Linked DNA regions of Homo sapiens: region 2 is linked to region 1. A link is an interaction called in ENCODE POLR2A ChIA-PET data of the cell type or tissue named here. Cell type or tissue: A673. All regions are shown on one strand. Each heading gives the region's core, and the rest is flanking DNA. Links, peaks and the distances in the headings are about the cores only.

Region 1 (6,639 bases), core at 2,640-6,639:
ATATAACTTCACTGCTCCTTGGTGTCCTCTAGCTTTTTGTGAAACAAAAATAAAAAAGCAATAATAAATGTTCACATTTGTAATAATTATAGGTAACACTGAGTGCTTCATATATGCCAGGCCCTGTACTAGGCATTTTTTGCACCATGTCTCAGCCCATCCTCCCAATAGTAGATGAGGCAGGCTTTCTATTGTTCCTACTTTATAGATGAGGAAACTGAGGCACACAGAGGTGAAGTAAGTCATTCAGGGTCACGCAGGTGGTGAGTCTAATGTGTAACAAATGGAAAGTGTCTGGCATGCAGTGGGAATCACCAGTGGTAGTTCTCCCAGGGGAGTGTACCTAAATTAATAGAGCAGCTCTTACCTCCCTTCCTCTCCCCATATGTTATAATAACGCATTCGTCATCTGAAAATTATCCTGGGAGGTAGGCAATCGCGGTCCCATCATACAGATGAATATATCAGCCAGGAAAACTAAATCCACTCGAGTATTTCAAGCAGAGGAAAACTATTCAGGGGCCTCATTACACAGGTAATGGAAAAGCAGAAGTGGCAACCCAGAGTAGTATAGCAGGAAATTGCTACCATTTCCAGGCCTGCTGGCTGGGGCAAGAGCCGTAAAGAGAGCTGCCGGCCAGCAGCAGCCAGGCTCTGGAGGAAAAGGCTACTCAGAGTCAAAGCTGTGGAGCAGAGCAGTGAGACTGCAATAGCCAGATTGTGTCGCTTCTCTCTCCTCCAGGCTTCCACTAGTACCATGCACTGACCAGGCCTATTTGGAAGCCAGCTGGCAGAAGAGCTTGGGAATGCAGTTTCCTAAAATACAGGGCAGAGGAGGAGGGAGAACAAATAGGCAAAAGCAACCGCAGAGAGGAAAATATGTGACTTATCCAAGGCCATGGAGCTAAGAAGGGGTAAAGCCAGGACTTGAATTCGGGCCTCCTTCCTTTAACATTCCTCCAGTACACATTCCAACCCCTTGGCTTTTCAACAGAGGATACTCTCAACTCTTTCTTCCACTTACTGTACCATTTTCCAGAGCTTTTCCAAGCTTTCCAAGCCTCAATCTCCACCCTAACTCAAATCTTTCTTATTTGACCTAGTTCCTATGTCTTCATATGACATCAAGACCACGTGACCCAAATTCCCTTGACATCCACCCTCTTACTGCTTCCTGCACCCACTCTTAGTGTCGTCTTGCAATGTGTGTAAGAATGTCCCCCCATCCCACATCAATCAAGATTCAATCAGGAAAGCTGAAACTCTGTGAATATCCTAAAATATGAATTTGTTGTAGAATTAACACATTTTATAACTGTAGTAGAAACTGGGTAAGTAAGCACCCCAACAGGGAGATGGGAAATCAAATAAGTCACTAAGCAGCCATCTTGAAATACCAGAATGAGTGGGCACATAGGCATTCATGAAGGAATATGCGTAGCCAGGCTCATGTATCTGCTGGAGTGGATCTGCAAAAGAAAGCTGATGGAAAAGTCTTTGGAAGGCTGTTGCTGCTGCATCAGATTATGGTTCTGGGGTTAACATCACTTAGCAGGGCAGGCAGGAAGGAAGAAGAGCTAAGCGCAGAGTTGAGGGGAAGAAAGATAAGCTCAAATTTTCTGGCATCTCACTTTTACTACAAAAACCAAAACAAGCTGAAGTCAGCCAGCACCTCTGCATGTACCTCTCACCACGTTTAACCACAGTGACCTTCAAGATGTAACGGCTCTGCCATTCTTTCAAATCATATGCAAATTTCTCTTTTGGTCTATCCTAACTCTCAACTATAAAGAGAAACATTGTTCCGTCTCAGCGGGTTGACGTAGTATAAAGCCACCACACTCCCCTGCCCCAAGCTGATTCTACACTCTAGACACCATTCCTTCTTGCCACCTCAGGGGACTCACCCTTACTATTATCCACTCTCTTTTCTGTCCTTTCAACCATTTGCTGTCCACTGGTTCTGTTCTATCTGTCCAGGAACACGTTTCAGTCTCTCCCATACTAAAAAAGGAAGACTGCCCTCCACGACTGCTACCCTCTAAAGAAAGCTACCATCTCCTTTCTCCTCTCACCATCTCAAACGAAATGTGGGGGAAACATGAGCTATATGCTTGGTGATTCCCAAACCTCAGCACTTGCTTGCTTCTTAACCCTGTCGTTGGACTTCCTGTTCACCTCTCCACTGAAAGCACTGGCTCTTGGCTAAGGTACTGGTCTCTTCTTCAGGGCTCACCTTCTGTATAGCATTTGAGTTTGTTAGTGTTTCCTTCCATCTCAGATCTTACTCCTTCTTTGGCTTCTATGACTCTGTTCTCTCCTGGCTTTCCTCCTCCTCTCAGGCTACACAATCTCATTAACTTCCATCATGCCCTCTTCCTTTGCCTATCCCTCAAATGTTGGGATCGGTCAGAGTTGGGATTGGTCAGAGTTCCAGCTGTGGCTATCTCATCATCTCACTATAAACACTCTCACTCTGAGTTCAGTCAGCCTCCAGACTCCAAATCATAGCTACATACCATGCTATTTACTTCCAAATCTTTTTTTTTTTTTTTTTTTTTTTATAGATACAGGTTTTCACCATGTTGTCCAGGCTGGCCTCAAACTCTGGGGCTTAAGTGATCCACTCACCTTGGCCTCCCAACCAAATTTCTAGTTCTAGTCTAGACTGGTTTCCTGAGCTCCAGTTATTTCCAGCTACCAGCTGCAGATAATACAAGTTAATGCCCAAAGAGTACTATTATTGATTGAGCAGAGATGGAATGAATACAAATCAAATAATAACAGTTAGTTGATGATATTCAAGCTCTTATTTAAGTTCTAGGCATTACGCTAAGAGTTTTATATGCACTATTCCTTTTAATCTTCACAAACTCTAAGAAGTAGACACATTTATAACACCGTTTTACATATTAAAAAACTGAGGCTCAGAGAGATAATTAACGAACCTCAGGTCTGGCCATGATGAAATAAATGGTGCTGGACTTGCAAGTGCCACAGACTAGGAGAAAATATTATATTCATCATGAAGAACTTACTTTGAAAACACAAGAAGATACATATCACACTTATATGTGAAATCTAAAGAAGTAAAACTCATAGAAGTAAAGAATAGATGGTAAACACCACAGGCTGGAGCAGGGGGGTAAATGGGGAAAGGGGAGATGTTAATAAAAGGGCACAAGATTCCAGTTTTACAGAAGAAATAAGCTTTAGTGATCTATCACACAGAATAGTGACTATAATAAATAATCCATTGTATATTTCAAATTGCTAAAAGAGTAGATTTTAAATATTTTTACCACACATAAAAAGTATGTGAGCTGAGAGATTTGTCAATTAGCTTGATTTAATCATTCCATTATGTAAACGTATTTCAAAACATCATGTCATGCCCCATAAATATATGTAATTATTATTTGTCAATTAAATATAAAATTTAAAAAATATGAAAATAATACTTGTAACTCAGTAATAAGAAAGCAACCAACCTGATAAAAATGGACAAAAAATTTGAATATACTTTACCAAAGAAAAGATGATCAATATCATTAGTCATAGAAGAATGTAAATTAAAACCTCAATGAGATATGATTGCACCATAGCATGGTTAAAAATAAAAAGACTGATAATTCCAAGTGTTGGCAGAGATGTGGAACCTGGAATTTCCATGCATTGCCAGTGCTAATGGAGAATGCTACAGAACTTTGGAAGCTATTTGTCAGTTTCTCTTAAAATTAAAGATACACTTACCATATAACATAGAAATCCTAGTCCTGAGTATTTACTCAGAGAAAAATGAAAGCGTATAAAAATAAAACAAAACCTGTACATGAGTGCTCATGGCAGCCTTATTCTCAACAGCCAAAAAGTGGAAACAATCCAAATGTCCATTACCTCGTGAATGGTTAAATAAATTGCAGTACATCCATACAGTGGGAAAGATGGTCTTTTAATTAAATGGTGCTGGAACAACTGGATAACTATTGTAATGCAATAAAAAGGAAGGAATTGCTGATACTTGTAACAACATTGATGAGTCACAGAAACATTATGTTAAGTGAAAGCAACCAGATACAAAATGATTCTAATTATATGAACTTCTGGAAAAGGCAAAGCTATCACAGCTAAAATTGGATCAATGATTGCCCGGGGCTGGCAATGGTAGGAAATTGACTTCAAGAGAGTATGGATGTTATTATACTTTGGGGGCCAATGAAAGTGTTCTGTTTCTTGATTGTGCTGGGGGTCATACTACTGTACGTATTTGTCAAAACTCATTGAGTTGTATATAAAATTGGTGAATTTTATTGTACATAAATTATATGTTATAAAGCCGATTTTAAAAAAAGCAATGTGGGATGTCCAAAGATAAGATATATACAAGGTATAGAGGAAGCAAAAAAAAAAATGGCAAATCTTAGTCAGAATGGAGGAGTCATGGAAAGCCTCCGACAGTCTAGCTGAATCAGGATAAGTGGACACAAGCCTGTCAAAAAGCAGCTTCTTGTGGCTGGTTCATCTAAAGTGAGAGGCCCTGTTTGCCTCTGTTAGCAATGCATCTTATGGTTGGATTGCATTAAGAAGAATGGGGAAGGTTTTGTGAGCGCCACTACTAAGACTAAAATGGAGAATGGGGTTCAGTGGGGCTTGCCCTTACCAATGCATAAGGGTGTGTAGAACTAAAGACCAAGGATAATGTTTGAGGAACTTTGAGAAATTGTAGAACTCTAAGTTTCTTCTGTCCCTCTCTCTGCCACAGAGACAAGTTATAGTACTTTGTGCAAGTCACTCCCTTTCTCTGGGCACGGATTGCCCATCTGTAAAATGGGAGAAGAATGAGCAGACTTGATGATCTCTAAGTTTTCTTCCTTCTTTAACTTTCTATGATACCATATGTGGACGCTTCTGCTGGTTTGGCTATATCCAAGAGGCCAGTGTTCTGAATTCCTGCCTGTGTGACTCACTTCCTTTTCCTTTCATCCTCATAACCTCAGAGGGCCACATGCAGGGAGGAAAAAGGCAGAAAAGGGAAGACAAAGCTGGCAAGCAAGAGCAAAGATCTAGAGTCTAGCCTGGAGCTCTTTTTTTTGGGAAGTTAGAGGCAGAAAGAAGACAGCCAGGCAGTACAGGTCTAGAAGCAGGTAGTCTGTTCATTTGACAAACACATATGAAGTACCTACTGTGTTGCCACACACACTTATTAAGCATCTCCTTGGAGCTTGGTGCTGGGATTCAGCATTGAAAAAAGACAGATATGATCCATGCTGTGGGGGTCTAAGTCGGGGAGGTGCTGATCAAATTTGTTATTCAAAAAGAAAACCAGCTGCCTTGCCTAGAATTGATTACGGTTGTTATTCTCCCTAGTTTACACACAAGAAAATTGGGGTTTAGAAAGATTAAGAGTAGTGCTCCAGCTAGAGAAACCCTGATTGTTAGCCAGCCCCACAACCTATGCTGGCTACAATCTATGTCCTGTCTGTTACAGTGTCTCTTTCTATTCATGATATTTGTGAAGTATTACCAGGCGAGAAGAGGGCAGGGGAGGGAGGGGAGGGGGGGATGGAAATGAGGCACCCCCAGGTCAGGATGTGCTGGGCTCACACTTCAAGTCCGCTGCACTGTGATACACTCTGTTTGAGGCTGGTCAAGAGGCCAGCCATTCCCAGGGGCTCCAGTCAGAGGGAACTGCCGGCTGCACTGCCCAACAAAGATGTCTAGTTGCATCTTGTTCCTATCGATTACCCACCAAAGTGTTTCTCATTGTTAGGCATTCCCCAGAGGCAAGCAGGAGAAAAGGAGTCCTTTCTCTTTTTTTTCGTTTAATGACATCCAATCCTGCCCAGTGATCTCTGCCCTCTTCCCAGAGGCAGGAGACAGGAGGGAGGAGGGAAAGGAGAGAAAGAAAACACAGAGGTGTGGCGGTGGGGGCGGGCAGTGCATAGACACAAAGACAAGAGATGGAGAGAGACAAAGGGAGAGACACAGAGATATGCAAGGAGGGAGACACAGACAGAAACCAGCATGCAGAGACAAAGAGAGAAGCAGAGAGAGACTCATGGCGACAGAGAGAAAGAGGGAAGCAAAGAGAGACAAAAAGGGTCAGAGACAGGGAAAGAGGGAGCAACAGAATGACAGTAGGACAGAAATAGGCAGAAACAAAGCAGCAAAGCACAGGGACATAAAGAAACAGAGAGGGAGTCCGGGCGCGGTGGCTCACGCCTGTAATCCCAGCACTTTGGGAGGCCAAGGCGGGCGGATCATGAGGTCAAGAGATCAAGACCATCCTGGCTAACACGGTGAAACCCCGTCTCCACTAAACAAAATACAAAAAACTAGCCGGGCGTAGTGGTGGGCTCCTGTAGTCCCAGCTACTCGGGAGGCTGAGGCAGGAGAATGGCGTGAACCCGGGAGGCGGAGCTTGCAGTGAGCCGAGATCGCACTACTGCACTCTAGCCTGGGCGACGGAGCGAGACTCCGTCTCAAAAAAAAAAAAAGAAAGAAAAGAAAAAGAAACAGAGAGGGCAAGAGAGAAGTAGGTAAAGGGAGAGAGGGAGGGAGAGAGCGGGGTGGGAGGAAAGCGGTAACACTCCCACAACTCCTTTGTCCCTCAAGGTCTAAGAGCTGAGAAGATTCACA
Region 2 (5,320 bases), core at 1-4,000, 88 kb before region 1:
GAGGAGGTCTTGCTATGCTGCCCAGGCTGGAGTGCATTGGCTATTCACAAGTGCAATCATAGCACACTACAGTCTTGAACTCCTGGGCTCAAGTAATCACAGGTGCAATTCACAGGCTATTCACAGGTGCAATTACAGCACACTACAGTCTTGAGCCCCTGGGTTCAAGTAATCCCCCTGCTTCAGCCTCCCAAGTAGCTGGGACTTCAGGTGTGGATAACTGTGCCCTGCAAAAAATAAGTGTTCTTTGAACTGAAATGTCTGCTGAACATAAAAATGTAGGAAAGTCAAGAGGAGAAAATATCTCCCAGAATCACAGCACCCTAACACAACCACTATTAACATTTTGAGATACAATTCTTGCCTGTTTTATAGGAGTCATTTTTATTTTGTTTATTTTTACTGGAATAAGTATGTTGCACATGCAGTACTAAAATCTGTATCTTTCACATTGTGGTAATATTGTTTTTTCTACACTATTACATACTCTTCATAAAATTTGGCCATTGACCTATTATTGTTAGTCATTATTCCAGTTACAAATAATTTTGTGACAAACATCTCTGTGTGTAAAGCATTTCATATTTGAGTATCTCCTTACAATGCATGCAAAGAAATAAAGTTATCAGATCAAAGCATATGAATATTTAAGACTTTCCTTTTTCAAAAAAGATCAAGTCATCATAATTACCAAAAAAGTTCTATCAAGTAGGTCAGCCCATTCCCCAAGCATCTCTGTTTCCGGAATATGTAATTCTAGATTACAAAACTAAACAGATTTTGCTAAAGGAAACATCTCAAAATCACCAATGTGCAAAGAATGCCTTGAACAGGCCACATGGAAAGCTCATTATAAGGCTGAATCTGAGTTGTCCTTGCAGTGGTGCTGTGGTGCTGACATGCAGGGGAAAGCTTCACAATGAGGGTCTTTCCACAGTTCCAGTGAACTCTCAGGCCTGGCAGGGCTGTGACAGGAGCACCCCCCCACCCCCCTCCACACACATTATAGTCCTCCTCCTATGAAGGGAAGAATCAGCCCTTCCAGGGCAGACACACATTGGTCAGGGTTCGCCTGTGTGGGTGATGAGGTGGGAAAAGAGGAGCTGTCTCCCTGACAGAAAGAGAGAAGAACCTCAAGTGAGCACTCATTATTGGAGATCTCAGATTCTCCTGGAGAAATAATGAGTGTCACTGGAGTTCTGTGGGTTCCTTAAGGAGCAAAACAAGCTAGGTTTGATTAGGCTAATTTGACAACAATAGTTCAGTGGGGAAGGAGGAAGGAGGAAAAGGAGAACTGGAAGGGGCAAGGTGAAATTTGGGGGAGGATATTGAAATGTAAGGAAATAATACATTTAAATATCTGACATTTAACAGTATGTTAAATTCACAGAGCATCTTTCCTTGTAAGAATTTGGTTGATAATCACAGGACGCTTTGAGTTGGTAGACAAATGCTGTCCAATTCCTGCGCTGTTTCCCCTCAGCTCACCTCTGCGACCACTTGCATCTATTAGTTTCAAAGATACTAATAGCTTCCCATCTCAAGTCTTTGCATCTCACCATTCCTCTGCCGCAGGGTTTCTCCAGCACCTAGTGGGGGTTGCTTGGCTGCAGAATTGGGAGGATGTTAACACCCCAGAGCCACCTCCACCCAATGGGGAATGAAGGTAAAAGGATCAATACCCCTGCTTCCAGCTCATCTCTAGAGACTGTTTGGAGGCATATTCTACATGGTTTCTTGTAGGATCTCCAGCAGAATCAGGCCCACCTTGTCTGCAGCAGCAGCCCATTATTAATGCCCACAGTATTGACCTGTCTCTCTCCCCTGTCTCACTTTTTTACATACTCCTCCCTTGTATTGTGTAAGACCACTTTCCAAATAAACTATGTAACTCAAGTCCTTGTCGAGGGACATAAATCCTACTTATGGGAGAACCAAACTAAGATAGCAGAAAATTTGTATGCCCATTTGGCAGATTAGAAGACTGAGTTTCAAAGAACTCCAATGACTTTCCCAAGGTAATTGGGTTGTCATGTGGCAACATCAGAACCAAAAGCTGACTCTTCAACTAGTGTTTTCTCTACTCTACAAGGAAGTCTATTTTACAAATCAAACAATAACGTTTTATTGACTCCCTATTAGGCACTATGTGGGGTACTAGGATCTCCAAGCCCAGTAAAAAAGAAAGAAAATTACTCACCATAAGGCAATGTCTTAAAAGTAGCAGTCATCTAGTTCTGTTCCATTAGTTACTATCAGCATTTATTTAGGGCCTACTGCATGCCAGGCAGTCTGTTAGACACTGAAAGCCTGAAGATGAGTGAAACTTGGCCCCTGCCCTTCAGAAGTTTAGAATCTAGTAGTGAAAACGGAGAGGTGAGAGAGGTCGACAGACATAGACACACTTTCCAATAAAAGGGATAACTGAGAAAACAGGCATAGAGTTATACAGAAACAGAGAGGACTGATATCTAACTCAGGCTGGGGGACTGGTGTCAGAATTTCTTGGAGGAGATTCATTCTTTCATGCATGCAACCAATATTCCCTGAGTTTCTACTAGATTCCAGGTGGCACGCCAGGAGCCTGGATTACACTGGTGAATCATCCAGCTGTAGTCCCTGTCTCAGGCCAGAGCTAAGTCTTGGAAGAAATGCCTGAAAGTTAGCCAGAAAGAGAGTGGGGAAAGGTCTTCCAGATGGAGGGAAGAAGCATATGCAGAGCCTGGGAAGCATCAGCAGCATTTTGGGGGTGAAGTGAGTGCTGTGGGGAGTGGGGGTGGAGGAGGGGAGGAATAGCATTGCTAGAGCATAAATACCCAGGAAAGGGGGCCAGGAAATGAGCTGCAGACTTGGCCAGGGACCACATCAGAGTAGAGCTTAAGCTAACAAAGTGCTATAGGAACATGAAGAAAGGAGGATGGATAATTCTTTGGGGACACAGGAGGCCATCACGGAGAGGTCCACAGAGGCAATGGCACTGGAGCGAGAGACCTTGAAGAACATGAGAAATTTACCCCCATGTAGAAGGAGAAAGGAGACTCTAGAAAAATTCAGCTTATTCTGCAGTGCAAATTCTGTTCACTGTGCATACAGAGTGACATTTCAGTGAATTTTCTTCCAGGAAACACATTGCTCCAGGGTGAGATTCAGGGCTGCCACATATAGTTGTGCAGAACCCAGTCCACATAGCTAAACACAGTGGCCTTCACATGTTTGGAGATTGCTGGGAAGGCCTGACCTCAAAAGGGATGCCCTCACATCCTTTTATCCAAGCATCTGAAAGCCTTCTCATTAGATATTTACTCCTTTGGATGAAGCTGCTTGCTCTTCAGTGAGTCACTTTAAATGCAAATATTCTGGCTTCCAGGGGATGAGTATGGGGTTGGGGGGAGTGATGTGGGCATGACACCTGACACCACAACCCTGCCTCAATGGATCAGAGGCCTAGAGCTAGGACACCCAATTTGTTCTCCGACATTCTCCTCTTTCCTCCTTCCACAGTGGAAGCACCTGTCCCTCCCCTACAGGCTTAAGTAAGTCCTCAGCTCCCAGAATGCATGTGAGTCTCAAGCAGAAAGGGTTTAAGTAGATGCACTTAGCATCCAGCCACTCTGAATGTCTTTAAGGATTCTCTCATTTAGATAACCAGGCTTTAGTTTGCTATACTTAGTCCTCAAATTACTCCTTGCTGGATTCAGCAACCTGCTAGCTAGCTTGGACCAATGTTGCTGCCACTTCGCTCTCCCTCTGTGCAGAAATCACTAGAACACTTGGCTGTGTTCCTTACCCGGTAAAAAACAGCCTCCTTTACTACCTAGAGCTGGACAAAGATCTACTTCCTGCAGTGAGACTCAGGCGCTCCCCATATTCCAAGGTCTACCTGGTCAAATCTCCAGAGAGAAAGATGACGTTTATTCCTTCATTTATTTCACAAGCTTTTATTGATCACCTAAATTGTGCGCAACCTCAAAGAGTAGCTGAAGGATCTTGTGGTCCAATGAGTGAATGAATAATTATGCAATATGAGATGAGAGAGACTGGAATTGAGCTGAAGAAGAAAGAAGAAGAAAAAAGCTTAGCCTTAGAGCCTCTTTGAGCACTGTTTTTCTTAGCTATAAAATGCGGATGATATTGTTTCTTTGTGAAGTATTGTGAGATTTGAGATAATCCTAAGGTAAAGCATGCAGCAGATATAAATGTTCCATACACAAACAATCTCATGGTTTTCCTAAGCTAGGATGAGATGCTGGACAGGCATAATGTGTCAAACAATGGATTATATTACAACATCACTTTCGGAGCCTCAAATGTTTGGTATTTAGCATATTACCCTTCCCATGGGCCGCTTGAATTTTAATAGAGCAACTCTTCTCAACTGTGCCACCACAAACACATTATAGGTATCCCCAGATACTTAACATCTCATTCCTGTAGGTCACTGGAAAGGATGAGGGTTCCAGACGGGTAGGGAATAAGCCTCACTTTGAACTCTTTCTTGGTTTTTATAAATGAGGAAACTAAAGCTCAAACAGACTCAGTAACTTGTCCCAGATACATAACCACAAAAAACTATGGCATATATTCAAATCCAGGTCTGCCAACTACAAGTCCACTGCCTTGTCTTTTTCCTTTGTTACCTTCCATCTTCTAGGCAGGTCCATGAGTGAATCTTGGAATGGGGTAAAGTGAAAATTACCCTGCAATGGCCTTCTTTCCCAATAATAATGAAGACCCTGAAATTGGCCCAGGAGTACTAATGACTGTATTAATAAATGCTCTAAGCATTTTCAGAGATCTGTGTGTGGATGGACAGGAGGAGACCTGGAACTGCTCAGAGAGGTAATATACTTAAAATTACCAGCTCAGCAAAAGTGGAGAAAGGGAAGCTCACACTGGAGACTAATAAAATAAGCAAGTTGTTGAACTGGCAGACAGCTGGAGGAATTTGAATCTTGATGATTCCTGGCCAGATCTTGCTTAATTATTTCCAATATCTTCATTTCAAAAATAATGTGCTTTTTCCCCCAGGACAATTTTGATCAAAGCAATTAGTCAAGTGACTACTTGGCTGATCACTATCAGTCTATTAAAATACACACATGCTCACACATACACACACATGCCCTAAAGAGAATATCACATGGGGCTGGGGTCAGGAGTTTAGCATACAATTTCTGATTCTTCCTTGGGCTTATCCTCTGACCTTGAGGAAAGACCTATGCCATCTCTGAACACCTATTTCTTCACATATAAGTTTTCTTCACATATAATATTTCTTCACATATAAAACAAAAAATATTTGTTTTAATTTAAATTGATA

Evidence for each region. ChIA-PET counts read pairs that join two places held together with the same protein. Peaks named below come from ENCODE experiments on the same cell type or tissue, not always from the same donor. Only the 100,000 strongest peaks of a DNase experiment are listed, where the experiment ranks them.
Region 2: POLR2A ChIA-PET joins it to region 1 with 8 read pairs; 2 of 35 experiments call an interaction of 5 or more read pairs at or near these places.

Annotation. Positions count from the first base shown.
Region 1 is chr1:58,390,581-58,397,219 of GRCh38, forward strand. It overlaps a transcript of DAB1 not described here. Among named protein-coding and RNA genes, the nearest start is that of OMA1, 150 kb to the right of the region's middle. RefSeq lists an enhancer at 1,406-1,906. In A673, for the core only: no CTCF peak of the experiment used is centred there; a DNase peak (open chromatin) is centred at 4,991; H3K27ac peaks cover 976 bases.
Region 2 is chr1:58,305,000-58,310,319 of GRCh38, forward strand. It overlaps a transcript of DAB1 not described here. Among named protein-coding and RNA genes, the nearest start is that of OMA1, 240 kb to the right of the region's middle. In A673, for the core only: no CTCF peak of the experiment used is centred there; no DNase peak of the experiment used is centred there.